2 separate regions of the Mus musculus genome follow, and region 2 is linked to region 1. The links are chromatin loops, found by intact Hi-C in ENCODE. Cell type or tissue: heart. All regions are shown on one strand. Each heading gives the region's core, and the rest is flanking DNA. Links, peaks and the distances in the headings are about the cores only.

Region 1 (7,628 bases), core at 1,563-6,562:
CGCCATCAAGAAATGTGAGTCCGCGGCCTGGGTCTGCAGTGATGAGGCCACGGGTGATCTGTGCTCCTGAGGCTTTGGTGGGAAGACATTGACAGATCAATGATAATCACGGGGATGATCTTCTTACAACCAACTCTATAGGCTCCTCCCGGGAAAGGGACAAACCAAAGGATTTGCACCGCAGGTCTGAATGGGAAGGCTGTTATTAGTGTTCAAGACCAAACGACTTTGAGGACTGGCATTGTCACCAGGTTCATTTTTATGATACTACTCAATTTCAAGTTTTAAGAGCATATTCAGAAAGTTATTTATTTATATACTGTATCACCACCCTCATGTAGCTTAGCCCCAGCCCTCACATTACAATAAAAAGCCCAAGGTACAGTCACTGTGCTGCATTCAACACTGTGTGACTCAATAGACTAACACTTTCTGAATGAGGGGAACACCTCGGCTGGTTTGTAAGTATTTATGACACTTCATAGAAGTGCAAAACAACACACTAGGGAATCGTTATGGCCATTTTCTATGTGAATGCTAATAATAACCAAATACATGGGTAAGAAAGAATTGCTGGTCTAAAGTTAAATCTGCTTTGGTAAAATAACAATAAGAAACACACACATGGGTAACAAAGCTCAACTGAACAGTTATGTGAATAATTTTGTCTCTCATACTAACTCCTTGCCTGGAATTATAAAATAATGGAGTCTCGCACATGCCTAAAACACCTTTGCAGAAGGGTCTGAGGACCATGGGGTAGCTGCTACTTGGGTAGAAAAGAGCTGCGGGTTGTGCTACCAAAATCCTTAGGATGAAGGAGGTTCCATCGCTGGTATAAGTTATTCACTTGATGCTGAGGCTTCAGAGAGTTGTGGGAAGTCACAGCTCCATGGGGGCTTTCTGCCGCTATGACTGCCCACGTGGAAGACTTCACTCCTGAGCTCTCTGTTTAAGAACTGAACTTAAACTTGGGTGGGTACTAGGTGAGACAGGATCTTGGGGGACTTGGGAAAGGGGAAGAGTAAGATCAAGTATATGTAAATTTAAAAAATGTTTCAAACAATAAAAATTGAAAAGGAAAGACTGAGTGCGCAGCGGTGTGTGCCCAAGTAATATTGGTGATTTCTTTCATTTACTTGCTTTTGCCTTGTGTGTGTGTGTCTGTCTGTCTCTGTGTGTGTGTGTGTCTGTGTGTGTCTGTATGTGTGTCTCTGTGTGTGTCTGTGTTTGTGTTTGTGTATCTTTGTGTTTGTGTGTGTCTGTGTATCTTTGTGTCTGTCTGTGTGTATCTGTGTATGTATCTGTGTGTTTGAGAGAGAGGCAGAGAGAGAGAAAGAGAGAGAGAGAGAGAGAGAGAGAGAGAGAGAGAGAGACTTTGAAATAACTTGTAATTTAGTTACATTTTGAATTTTAAAAGCAGAAAAGATTGGCCAGCTATCTGAGGTAAGCTGTATAAGATTCCATTTCTAAAATAGTGATAAAATTCTTTAATGACGTTTCAGAGTAATTTGCACCAAAATTTGTTAGTTTCATTTTACTTTCTTAGAAGGAGTAATTATAAGACTAAATGAAAACACACATGAACGAAAACTCCTGACAAACCAGAATAGTATTTCCAGGGAGAAATGATGTCTAAATAAGATGGCTTCCATATCCCCATGTGTTATAATATTGCAAATATTTATGCTCAAGGTTTGCATCTGTGTGAGGAAAATAGAGTCATGAGGAGAATCAAACAGTTGTTATTACTCTTTGGTTTGTGTTTTAAAGACACACACGCACGTGCAGACACACACACATCACATATATTTCCTTTTTGTGTCTGGCCGTTTTTGATATAGAAGACAGTGTCAGGGGACTCTCTGGGACTAAAGTTATATACAGATGTTCAAATTATAACACTGAAACATGGGAACAGTTTTGTTCCCATCCTTAGAGACTGGCCCTGGCTCTCTACGTACAAACTGATGTACTCAATTCCTGATTTTTTTTTTTTTTTGGTTGAATTGTCCACATGCATTATAGCAGTTGAGGGATTTTATTCTCATATCTAAACCTGTTGTCAGAAACAACTCTTGCCTTGTGCCCTGTGTTTTGTTCAATGTGAGGTGCCTGAGTTCCCTGGGCAAGCACTCATTGTTCAACTGGATCACCAGTCTACAGAGAAAGCAGCTCTGTGACCAGGCTGAACTGGCTGACTAAGGAGCAGAGATATGAAGCTATTCCAGGGGCAGAGAGAGAGAGAGAGAGAGAGAGAGAGAGAGAGAGAGAGAGAGAGAGAGAGAGAACTATGTAAAAGTAAAAGCAAAGGAAAGTGGGGGGAGGAGCGGGGAGGGTTCGGCAGCCAACAGCTTCGATGGAGAAAGCTAAGTTCAGAACCAGTCATCCAGATTGGTCTGCGGCTGCTCACAAGAACAGTAAGGTTTTCCTTCCTTCTCTCTGAGTGGGAACAGTGTCAAGACAGGCATTTGTACATGATCGTTGCAAAGGGCAAGCAGAATAGCTCAGTGGGTAAAGAGCTTGCCAGGCAAACGTGAGGACCAGAGTTCAGATCCCCAACCCCTTAGTAGAAAAGTCAGGTGTGGTGTCATTCTCTGCCCTGAGGAGCAGATCTAGGCAGGTGCCTGGGGCTTATAGACCATTTAGACTCATTGGTGAATTCCAGCGCCCATCGAGGAGGGAATTTGTCTCACAAATCAGAGTGAAGGATGCCTCGCCACCTCCCAGTGCGGAAACATGTTGCCACGTTATACAAACCGTCCCTTTCTCTGCCTGTCCATGTGGTTCATCTGCCCTGTGCATCTCAGAACAAAGAAAAAAAAATCTTGCAGGCTGGTTGTAAAGGTTTTGTTCACAGAGGCTGGCCCCAGGGCTAAATGGGTGAGTCCTGCCAGCCACCAAACCTAGCCTGTATACCTGTATACACGTGCAGCATTTCTCTAAGCAAACTGTTTCCTTAATATGGTAAAATCTGCGGCAGCCAAGGGGAAAAACCTGTGATCTCAGAACCCAAAACTGATGACGGAGTCACAGCCCCATATTCCTGAAAAGCACTCAGGCTTTCTTTCTGATCAAACCAGAAGCAAGCAGGAGAGCTGGGGGATGGGGGCGTGCTGTTCACCGCTCACTCTCAACAAACTCTTTCTCCCGTGAGGCAGAGAGCACAGTGGTTTAATTCACAGCTTCTGGGGCTTTTAAAAAATACTAAACCATTCAAAAGTTTTCTATACTAACCAGCGTATCTAAAGATCCACAGGGATAAATAAACGCGGTGAGCTGGCAGGGGCCTTCGGTGGCATAATGACTGCTGGTTATAAACAGTAAACAAGATATAATCAGCAAGCACAGACGACTGCCCAGTCACGCGGGGCATAAATCATTAGCCGAATGACTTCAGCAGCACTGTCTCCGAAGCAAAATTAAGCCGACGGTTCCCCCTGTGGCAATAATGAAGTACTGTAATGCTGGCATAAATAAATAAGTAACCCAGAGAAGAAGGCTTTGTTGTGCCTTGGAAATGATCGAAGGTTAACGTCTCATAAATAACTGTGTAGCGCAGCTCTCATCTCGGGGAAGCCCTTTGCAGGGGTCAGGAGTTAGGGAGGACGTTGTTGTCTACTCCTGTAGACATGGAGATAGGCACGGTGCCTGCTCCCACAGTCCCTGCAGCTAGCGTGTGCTGTAGGTAGGGCATGGAGTCGCTGACATATTACCAATCTCAAAATGACAAATTTCTCTCTACTGTAAAGGCAGATATCATTCACTGATTCAGAAAGAGCCAAAGAAATGCTAAGCAGAACACAGGACAGAGAGAGGACAAACCTCTAGCTGGCCAGGGGCTCTCAAGCTAGATTGCCAACGACCTGAAAGGGAAAAATTTTCAATTCTGACTTTGGCCACAGGACCCAGCCATATGTCTTCCACATTCATTTTGCTGAGTGCCAAAGTTCATTTAAAAAAAAAAAAAAAAAGAAAGAAAGAAAGAAAAAAAGAACTGGCTAATCACTTGTTCCTCTTGGATAAGTGAACTTGGCTATGGGACGTGATCACACAAAAAGACTCCAGGGAACATCTTGATCCCTGGCTGTGCTGACTCAATATCTTGTATTTCTCACTCCAATTTCTTTATCTGTTTTACGAAGTCAATATAGCTTTATCACCATCTCTGAAAAGGAGAGATCTGGGCGAACTGCTGTGAGCTCGCTGACTTGTAAACACAGCCACATTTGTATCTTTTCACAGTGCTGGGCTTTATTAAATAACAATCAGCTAGGTTGGTTTTATTGGCAACATTTGTCAAGGAGTCCCAAAGTCTCCAGGTAGCTGGCTGAAGAAATAGGTTCTTTTATTCTAAGCTCAGATCACACATTACAACAGCAATTATACCACACACACACACTACACAGTAAATATATCAATACTATATAGACATAAAACTTATGTTAGGTTACACATGGCTACCACTGCAGAATTCTACACTGTACAAATAGCAAACAGAGAGAACAGTTAAAACAGACTGTGTCACCAGTGAAGGCAAATCAAGCTGAAGACCCTGGGATGCTGGAATGTTCCCTGCCTGTTGTCCCTTTAAAGCACACACAAGGTATCAGGTGACAGATCAGCAGAGTCACCACTGTACATGGCAGTATTATATGTTCCAGGTGAGGAAGTTTCCTCTTTCCTAAGGCTGGGTGCTTTCCTGATATGATTGAAATAAGCTCATGTGCTTAGATCATCTCAATGTACCTTAATTACATATGGTAGCATGTTTTCTCCTTCCAGGAACCAATCATTCATCAGCCTGTGCCTCATTGGCTGACAGAGCGAGCCATTTGTATGTACACTGAAGTGCGCAATCATCCTTCATCTTCAGTCTGGATTCAAAAGCTGCAGGTGAAACAGTCTCTCTCAAGGCAGGGCACGGACCACTGTTTTGCACAACATGGGGTGACTGGAGTGGGGCCGAGCCTGATTCAACACTGGCTTAGTGTCTTTTTCAAATGTCTCAATAGTAGAGTTTACTTTAAAGTAGCATTTTAACAATTTCCACTGGTTCTAGGTTCCTACCTGTGGGGAGACTTCTCTTCCACAGCACAGCGTGCCATCTGTAAAGTGAGCTACCAGCTTCAGGGTCTCTTTAAGTAAACTAAGATTATGTCTGATTTGATGGGACAGGGACGCAGCCTACAGTTTTACAGATGGCTTTCACAGGGCAGACACTTCAAAGGCTTAGATTCCTAATCTTGCCCTTCCTTCCCTGCCCCTTTCTATTTTGATGCTTCAAACAGATTGGCATTAACAGATCAAAGCCTACGCTCAGCAGGTCTGACTGTGGTTATGATAGCTTTGCCTCTTTGAATATCTGCATCCTCCTTTATTAATCTATAATGAGAAAATATAAACGGAAGGTTCATTACCTCTCTGTCCTTATAGGAATAAGGCTTCAGTTGGTGAGTTATGTAACCTCTGAGCTTACATTTCCTTGGATGAAAAGATCACCCACGTGCTTGACTGTGGAACAGAAGTGAACATTTGAATGAAATGGCAAATAACACATCCAACGTATGTTCAAAGACAGGTCAAAGCCAGATTGAGGGCAAAGCCAGTATAGTTATGAATAAAACATTGTTCACCTCTTCTCCCTGCTCACCTCTCCTAGCCTCTCCTCCCTTACACTTTCATGATCTGCCTAATTTCTTCAAGAACCCTATGAATCCATGAGGGTCTCCCTTTATGTTCAATTTTGGTTGCTCCCATCGCCTGTGATAGTTATGACCAGTTCAGGCCAATGCCAACAAGAGAAATAGGAATGATACCTGTTTCAGGCTAAGAGTGAACCAATCCAGAACCAGCTGGTCCAGATGGATTGCCAGGGCTATGCTCTACCAGGCCAAAGGATCTTCCAACCTGAACACTCATTCAAAGATAGTAGCTGCCAGGTTTGGCGAGGCATACCCATTATCTCAGTACTCAGGAGGCTGAGGAAAGAGGATTGGAAGTTCAAGGCCAATGTGTTATATGCAAAAATATTGTACCACACAAAATAAAACCCACAATCAAAACATAGTTATAACAATAAGTGATTGCTACCAGGGAGTACTTGAGATCCTGGTGCACTCCATAGCACTACCAACAAACAAAAATGAATCTAGCAAGTACAAGCATAAAACATTAGTACCACTCAAAGCAGATCAAATATCTAATAAACTCTTATTAATACCAAAACATATAAAGAAATATCATGATATATTCATAAAAAGACACTAGCCCAATTCAAAAGTAGCAAAAGGTTTTATAGACTTTCCTTCAGAGAAGAAACACAAATGGCTACCAAATACATGAAAACGCATGCAATATCATTAATCATCAAGAAAATGCAAACCAGATGTGGTGGTATAACTCAGGGACTAGAGGCAGGAGAATAAGGAGTCCAGGGCCAGCCTTGGCTAAATATTGAGTTGGAGGCCAGAAGATACTGATCCCTTCCCCAACAAAATGAAAAATAAATCCATAATCCACCCCATCAGGTCACACTTGCTAGCATAACTGCAATCAGAAAAGCAAGCAAGAAAAATGACAAGTCTTAAAGATGATATGAGAGTTTTGGTCTCTACACACTGATAGAATGCCAGTGCTACAACTTCTCCGAGGAATAATTTGTTCCTTCTTTAAGAAGTAAAAATAAAATTTCCATACAACCTCAAAATTCTGGCCAGCCATGGTAGTAGATGCCTTCAGTTCCAGGACTATGGAAGCTGAGACAATTGGGCCTTCAGGAAAGGCCAGCCTGGCTTGTTACATAGCCTGGCTTAGGATTCTAAACGCTGACCTGGAAATAAGTTCTGATCAGTGATAAGCTAGTGGCCCAACCAGGGCCTTTGCCCTTTCTCCTATTCTTCACTTAAGATGCATATTTTTGCCAAGCAAAACAGTCTATTGTGTATTGGAAGGGACATATAAGTTATAGCCTGTGGTCTTAGGGAAAAAGCTAAACAAGGAAGCAGGTTTCTAAAAGAAGACTCTGGCCTCATTCCCGATGGTATTTCCATTCTGTCCTCAGCTTGATCTATAGACTTGTTTTTAAATATCACATTATAGGTCTGCGTGGAGCCCTCCAGATCATCCTGTTCACTTATAGCTGCCTTCCTATATTTTTGACACCTTTACATTACTGAGTAAAACCCATTTCATGTTTTTGTTTTGTTTCTGTTTCTGTTTCTGTTTCAGATCATTGGACTAAAAGAACAAGGTACGATTCATTTTTGAAAAAGGGTGACTTGGTCATTTCTGATGCACAAGCTCTGCTGCTATTTCCAAACTCTAACAAGTTGAGGCTCCTGGGTTGCTCTCTGGGCCTCTGTGGCAGAAAAGAGTAGTCTTTCTTCTGTCACCCTCAGTTCAGCACACAGAGCTCATTCATGACCTTCTCTCATGGAAGCCTTGACTTCAAGATGGCCTCAACTGGATATAAATGTTTGCTGGGAAGGGAAGTGTGGAAAGACTGACATCTGCCTGACCCTCACAAACCCGCTAGTGATGGTGCTGATGACACTGCACATCTGGATGCTTTGAATCATCCTGATGATTGACTTGAGTTTGCCACTCTTCACCTAGACTCTTGGCAC
Region 2 (7,628 bases), core at 1,508-6,507, 530 kb before region 1:
CTGTAGCAGAGCTGGGCTGAGTGATCATTTGGGCGAGGGTCTTTCTAGAGCTCTGTTAGACATATCCATTGAGGGACCTGTGAGCTGATTTAGGAAGGGGAGGATGCCGGCAGTGAGCCATGAGGCCCCTTGAATGGACACTGGTATCTGAACGGGACAGGTTCTAATGAGGCCAGTCAGAGTTCCATACATAGAGTAGGTTCTAGGTGTTCTTAGCTAACCTGTAAGCCAGTAGTAGATTCTAGCTCAGGGGGGCCTCGGAATTTTCCTGTAGTCTACTGAGCATTGTTTGGGTAGTCAGCACTGATGGCTTTTCATGTAGGTGCAGTTACACGAGGTACCGTCTCTCACCTAATCTCCACAGCAGGAGCAGACATCGAAAATTCTTTGGTTTCCACTGAGGGCAGCAGACATGCAGACTGAGTGAGCATGGCACCTTCTGTCTCTCCTATGCCAGTGCCTTCCTATCTGCACCCTGCACTCTGGTGGACACTGACACAGAGAGATGGCTGTTGGCCATTTTAGCATGGGTAGAAATAAGAGAAATACATTTTGAATTTTACTTTTCATACATGGAGCTACTCGGCATGTCTTGACTCTGAAGATAACAAAGTTACCCAGCACATGTATTTAGTGTGATTGAAACAGTGGTGGATTTTGGAATTCTATTCGGTGCTAGTTTTACTGAAAGTTTTCCTCACATGCCACTTGGCCCTCAGCCGGCCGTGCTGTTTGGCTTAGGAGGTGCAGCCTTGCTGGGGGAGTGTGGCACTCGGGCTTCGTTCTGCTTAGTGCTTGCACCCCAAGAAGGGGCTTCCTGTCATTCTGTGCTTCTCTTTCCCCCTTGCCTGTGCCATGCCTGCTGCTTGCTACCAGGGTATGCTCTGCCGCTGTGGAATCCTTTCCCTCCGGAACAATAAGCCCAAATAAACTCTGAGCGTTTCTTTGGCCTTGATGGTTTGTTTATCTCAGCAACAGAACACTCAGTAACTTGCAAGTCTGTCCCATACTTTATCCGGTGTAGCATATCCCGTATGTGCAAGGACTGTTTTAATAGTGATTGAGCTGTCCAGTTTGGGGGATATATTTTGGAATTGTGTGTGTGTGTGTGTGACACTTATAATTAAAGGATAAATGATAGCTCTTGTTCTTAAGTATTAGGCCACTGTTAATAACAAATAGTTTTGGGGTTTCAGCGTGAGTTTTTCAGATGAATACATTGTACCTAAGTTTCGTCACCATGCACTGCAGGAATAGGTTCATGGTGCACCACAGAGCATCTCCTGAGCTCTGACGGACATGGGGTACCATTTAAGTCCACGAGCTCCCCTGCTGCAGAGTCCCATCTCGGGCAGGGTCACTCCTTAGGAGCGCCTCAGGAAGTGCTTTCAGCTTCCAAGGGTTCCATCCTGTCCCCGTGCACCCTGGCAAACACAGTGCCAGAGCAACTGCTACAGAGTTGAGGGGGACAGCAAACAACACGGTGGGTGTTATTAGCCCAGCCGGTTTCAGTGATGAGGTGTTAACCACAGTTTGTATAAATAACAGTTTCTCCAACCCTGGAGTCATCATGCTGCATTTTTAATGCAATCAGTTCATAAACATCAAAGTGGGAACACCAAATTTGTATGGGGTCAGGACTAACTGGGGCTCATAGTAGAGAGACAGCTGAGAGCTGAGTCCCCTGTGTGCGTGGGTGGCCTTGCAGCTGTTGATCAGGCTACTAGACAGTTGCCTCTGCCTTTGTGGGTCCAGACCAGTCTTAGGCAGAAATGCACACCCCACCATGGAATGGACATAAACAGTGAGCTGACATCAGCTCTGAAAACAGCGGGTCGGGAGCCAGACACAGCAGTTATCCCCAAATACTGGGTCGTAGAAGCAAAACATCTGCACAATAATATTTGTCTTTGTACAATAGCACTGGGTTCTCTTGAGCGTGTAACCAACTTAAAGGCTCAGATCCAAGAGGGTCACTGTGTTGTTATCCCCCACAAGGGCAGCAGGGCGAGGAGCAGCCGGCTGCACAGGACACCATGACCCTAACGTGCTTGACAGGAAGCGACAGCAGCTACTCAGGAGTCTACTGATCTTCCTCGGATGTCCCTTTCAGTTCAAGAAACCACTCACAGGAATGCTGCTTTGGAATTGTTTTTAATAGATCAAAAACCACATACGAATTCATTGATTTTTTTTTTTTGAGAGTGTTAATGTTACCTGAAAATTCCATATTTTCCCATTTCAAATGATCAATGAAGACAAAGAAAAACATACCCATGATGCTAATGTGGTCATGGGTGGTGTAGGTGAGAATTTAAATGTATTCAACATTAATAAAGACATTCTTTATAAGACTGACTTTCCAGAGTCTGAGAAGACAAGTCCTGTATTGAAAAGCCTATTATTTGATGGAATGCCACAGTCTTGCTCCTTAGGAAATGAAGGGAAGAGATTTTGTCTCAGCAGGTTGACCAGTTACCCCAGGGGAACATGGCCCACAGAAGCCCAACTCTTTCCTGTCTTTTCACCTGCTTCCCTGTGCCCCTTAAGGAGTGAAAGCTGATTTTTAAATGGGCACCTGTTTTCTTGGTTTATTGTAGTCCTCTTCCATGTGAGGACACCTTCTGCAATTTCAATTACCCATGGAAACCATGTTTTAAAAACACGAGTGGAAAATGTCAGTAGTTCACCTGCTTTAAGCTGTGCGCTGTTGTGAGCAGCATGAGAGAATGCATGACTCTGCCTGGGAAGGGACCCTCCTCCTGCCACTGGATCCACACAGTACTGCCAGCCCACGGGTAGCCAAGTTGGTCATTGTATTGCAGTGCTTATATTCAAGTAACCCTAACAGTGACCGCAAAGGACAATAATGGGTGCCAGCAGTTTGTGCCAAAGGGAAGCTGTAAAAAGGCTTCCTTTATCTGAAAAGGTGAAGTTATTGTCTTAGGAAAATTACCGAGGTTGCAGAAAGATATGTAATATGGTGGACTACTTTTAGAGAGAGTACATTTATTACAGTATATTTTAGTAATTATTCTAATTATATACTGAAGTTAATTATACATAGTAACCATAGGTATGTATATATAGGAATAAAGAATATAAACAGGGCTTGTTACTTTCCAGTTCTAAGCCCCCTCAGACATCTTTAAATGTCCCCTGTGGATAAGGAATGCCCACCATGTTAACTGGTACTGATGACTGAGAGCAAATTAGATTCTAGAAATTGAACTCTTAGGGGAAAGATGATCAAGCATGTTTAAGTTAGTGGCCCTACTCGTGGCATGAGCGTGTGGCCAGTGTAAGACAAACTCAGGCACCAAGCAACAAGAGATGCCTATCTTCCTGCCAGTGGCGGCTTCCAGTTCTCTCACCCCCAGGGTGTGTTTGCATAGCTGAGGCCAGTTTATTGCATAGCGTGTTGCTGGAGAAGCCATTACAAGGTCCTGCCCAAGCATGTCTGATAATTAAAGGGTTATATATTTTGATTATCTGGGTGCTGTCTAGCACCCACAGACTTGGTGTGGCTCCCTTTAGTACTGAGATGCAGTGGATTGCCTTGGACTGCTGATTTTTGCTTAACACAGTGGCTGGTGTTTTTGTTATGCTTTAAAAAGATTGTATTTAGCTTAGAATGTTAACATCTAGGACGTAACAGGTGACAAACATAATTAAGGATGTCCCATTGTCCCTGATTAAGGACTTTGTGTTTGTTTTAAGGCAGAGATATTATTAAGCTCAGGCCTCATTGTGAGGATGGCCCTAAACTTAACACACACACACACACACACACACACACACACACACACACACACACACACACACACCTTTATCTCCTCAGTGCTAGGAGACCTGTGCACTGGCATAGCCTTTGATCCTCTGTAGGCATCAGACCCAGGCCTTTCCAGGTACTAAGCAAGCCCTACTACCTGAGCCACATCCCCAGCTCCTGACCCAAGCATGTTTCCTAAAATGTCATACTTTAAAAACGGTCATTTTTATTTTATGTGCAGTAATAGAAAATATTCTTGAGATAAAAATGTTAATCATGCTAGGTTTTTAATATGATGCAGTAACTGTGAGGAAAATATTCTAGCTTGAGAGCATGCTGTTTCTGGAGATTGTGAAATACCACGTATGTCCTCCAGGTGGCAGAGTTTCTGCTCTCATTGAATTTCTCTCCCCCAGAAATTGAGTAGTTGCTTTTTTCACGAGTGTAACTGGCATTGATTAAATTGTTACAGCTGGTCAAATAGCCAAACTGACCCTAGAACAGTTTGTTCACTAATGATCCCACTCAATGTAAAATCCTAAGACAGAGAGGCTTCTCCAAGGAGCAAATAAAACCGGTCATCTGTAAGATGGTTTCCGAGTTGCTGGGACTCGGGTCACCATGACACATGGTTGGTTGCTGATTTCTTTCTCTGGTTGATGGATAGCTTGCCACTTGTTAGGAACTCTAATGATGCCTTTGTTTTTAAAAACACATAACAGACCAGATTCAAAAACCACAAATAGGAATATTGATCACACCTTTTGAGACACAATTCCCTCAGTTACTTGATGTTAACTTTTCAGGAGTCCCTGGCTTGTGGAAGCAACAGGTTGTGTTAAACAGGAAAGAAAATTTTATTTTAAAATTGTGTTCATTATTGAGTATGTGGGGGGTAGACAGCAACTTATGGGAGTGCTGTGTTGTGTGGGTCCTGGGGAATTGAACTCTGGGTCGCTAGATTTGGTGGCACGTGTGTGTGTTACCTGTTAAGTCATCGCACCAGCCCTACTGCAGTATGACAGGGAGACACTTGTTTCTCATGTCTAAGGATATCTATTATTCGTTTGTTTTCTAAAATGCATGAAATGCCTGTTAACTCCCAATTTTTCTTATATTATTAGTGTGTGGGGGGGTGTTCATCCATAGTGTGTGTGTGTGTGTGTGTGTGTGTGTGTGTGTGTGTGAGTGTGAGAAGGTCAGGGGACAACTTGGACAACGGTATAGAGTTGTGCGAGTTCCAGGCATGGAACTCAGGTCACTAGCTTCTAGAGCAAGCAGCTTTATCCACGGAGCCATCTTTTGCTGGCCTCCTCATCTTTCTTATGGTTGTTACCTGTTTTCTTCCCACGTGGGAGATTGGCTGGCCTGTGACCCACAGCTTCTTGCAGACTTCACTGCTGTGTGCGGTGGTGTAGTTTTAGATGAATTACTGAAATCGTGGAGTAAGTGTTTTCAGAGGGGAGCTGTGAAATGATGTTGAGATAAACAAGGCTGGGGGATGTCGCGCATGATGTCTCGTGGCCTCTTTTCCCACCAGAGAGAAAACCAGAGCCATTCCTATGGGCGAAGACTTGAGAGCAGCTTCACCCTAACAGGACAGCCTGTGGTACCCTGCCTCCTTGCTCGTGGTGCGTTTATTTGTTGTATTCTCTTCCCACGCTGCCTGAGTTTGTGTGATGAGTGAATGATGTGGCTAATTTCATTAATAAGAACTTTGATTAAATCTGTGAGTTCTCTAACGTTCTTTTCTGAGAGTTGGAGTAGTCACTAGAGAGTTGTGGTCAGGACTCTCAAGTTTTACGCATCAAAGCCATCTATCTGGCTGTACTTTCAGAAATAGTTATTAACATATACTTTTGCTTCTTAAAATACTTATTTACCAGTTTTTCCATCAGTCATACAAACCACAGAGAGGCTTTTTTTCTTTCTTTTTTTTATGCAATTACTGTTGCCCTGTGTTTCCTGCTTTATTTTCATGTTTTTAAACTGCAGAGCGAGGTAGTAGAAAGGCAGAGTTGCTTGAGATACAGGTTGATGACTTTGCTAGTAGAATTCTTCACAGTCTGAAGCCCCCTGAGGGGAAAGGTGACAGTCACCTACAGCATATGCATCTTAAAAATGCTTCCATTTGGGTCTCTGGAGATGGCGCAGTCAGTAAAGCCCTTGTCTCGCAAGCAGGAACACCTAAGTTCGAACCCAAAACCCACAGAAAAAACCAGAAAGAGTCCGGGCCCCACATCTCAGTATTAGCATCGTGTGCGCAATCGTGTGCGCAATGCCCTTGGTAAATGCTGTCTTAGTCGATGGATTTCACCAGGGTCAAGGAATTAGAAGCATTGCTAAATGTTAGAAAAACCTGGAGAGGGGCGGCAACCTTGGTCACTGGGCAGGCAGCTTCACTCTTGACGGAACTGTCTCCAGCCGGACTGGACAAGTGAGTGGTCCAGCCTGGGAGCATGGTCATCACACAGTGATTCGTTCTTTAAGGCTGCCTGGATGCTGGCCTTCCTTGTTCTTACCTTGTAACCATTCTCTCTCTGACCAGCACAGGTCTCTTAAAGGCCCCCTCATCATGGTCCCTGCCACTGCCCTATCGCTTCATCCTGAGTTCAATGTACAAATATCAAGTAAAATAGAATAGATTATTGTTGTTCAGGGAGAGAGGTGCCTGTATGCCTATGTGCATGTGTGTGTTGGGGGGGAGGATGCTGCATGCACGCCTATGTGTGTGTGTGGGGGGGGTGGGGGAGGATGCTGCATGCATGCCTATGTGTGTGTGTGGGGAGTATGCTGCATACATGCCTATGTGCATGTGTGTGTGTGTGTGTGTGTGGTGGGGGGAGGATGCTGCATGCACGCCTATGTGCATGTGTGTGTGTATGTGGGAGAGGATGCTGCATGCACGCATATGTGCATGTGTGTGTGGTGGGGGGAGGATGCTGCATGCACGCCTATGTGCATGTGTGTGTGTGGAGGAGGATGCTGCATGCACGCCTATGTGCATGTGTGTGTGTGGAGGAGGATGCTGCATGCACGCCTATGTGCATGTGTGTGTGTGGAGGAGGATGCTGCATGCACGCCTATGTGCATGTGTGTGTGTGGGGGGGGAGGATGCTGCATGCACGCCTATGTGCATGTGTGTGTGGGGGGGGAGGATGCTGCATGCACGCCTATGTGCATGTGTGTGTGTGGAGGAGGATGCTGCATGCACGCCTATGTGCATGTGTGTGTGTGGAGGAGGATGCTGCATGCACGCCTATGTGCATGTGTGTGTGTGGAGGAGGATGCTGCATGCACGCCTATGTGCATGTGTGTGTGGGGGGGGAGGATGCTGCATGCACGCCTATGTGCATGTGTGTGTGTGGAGGAGGATGCTGCATGCACGCCTATGTGCATGTGTGTGTGTGGAGGAGGATGCTGCATGCACGCCTATGTGCATGTGTGTGTGTGGAGGAGGATGCTGCATGCACGCCTATGTGCATGTGTGTGTGTGGGGGGGGAGGATGCTGCATGCACGCCTATGTGCATGTGTGTGTGTGGAGGAGGATGCTGCATGCACGCCTATGTGCATGTGTGTGTGTGGGGGGGGGAGGATGCTGCATGCACGCCTATGTGCATGTGTGTGGGGGGGGGGGAGGATGCTGCATGCACGCCTATGTGCATGTGCTTGTGCAAGGCCAGAGGTTTGTGTCAGATGACTCTATCTCTTTTCCCACCCTCCATCTTAGTTTTTAAGCCAGACTCTCACTGAGCCCTAAGCTCACTGATTCAGCTGGCTAGCTCCCCAGGGAGCCTCCTGTCTCCCCAGGCCTGGGGTTACACTAGTACACTGCTGCTTCTAGCTTTTATGTAG

The links. Peaks named below come from ENCODE experiments on the same cell type or tissue, not always from the same donor. Only the 100,000 strongest peaks of a DNase experiment are listed, where the experiment ranks them.
Region 2: a loop joins it to region 1, with 6 times the contacts of the local background. A loop is called at or near these places in 17 of 42 quality-filtered maps.

What each region holds. Positions count from the first base shown.
Region 1 is chr1:186,178,586-186,186,213 of GRCm38, reverse strand. No RefSeq gene overlaps it. Among named protein-coding and RNA genes, the nearest start is that of Gm35201, 45 kb to the right of the region's middle. In heart, for the core only: a CTCF peak has its summit at 3,449; a DNase peak (open chromatin) is centred at 3,363; H3K4me3 peaks cover 228 bases; H3K27ac peaks cover 1,695 bases.
Region 2 is chr1:186,709,521-186,717,148 of GRCm38, reverse strand. It overlaps a transcript of Tgfb2 not described here. Among named protein-coding and RNA genes, the nearest start is that of Tgfb2, 7.3 kb to the right of the region's middle. In heart, for the core only: a CTCF peak has its summit at 4,146 (motif pointing right); no DNase peak of the experiment used is centred there.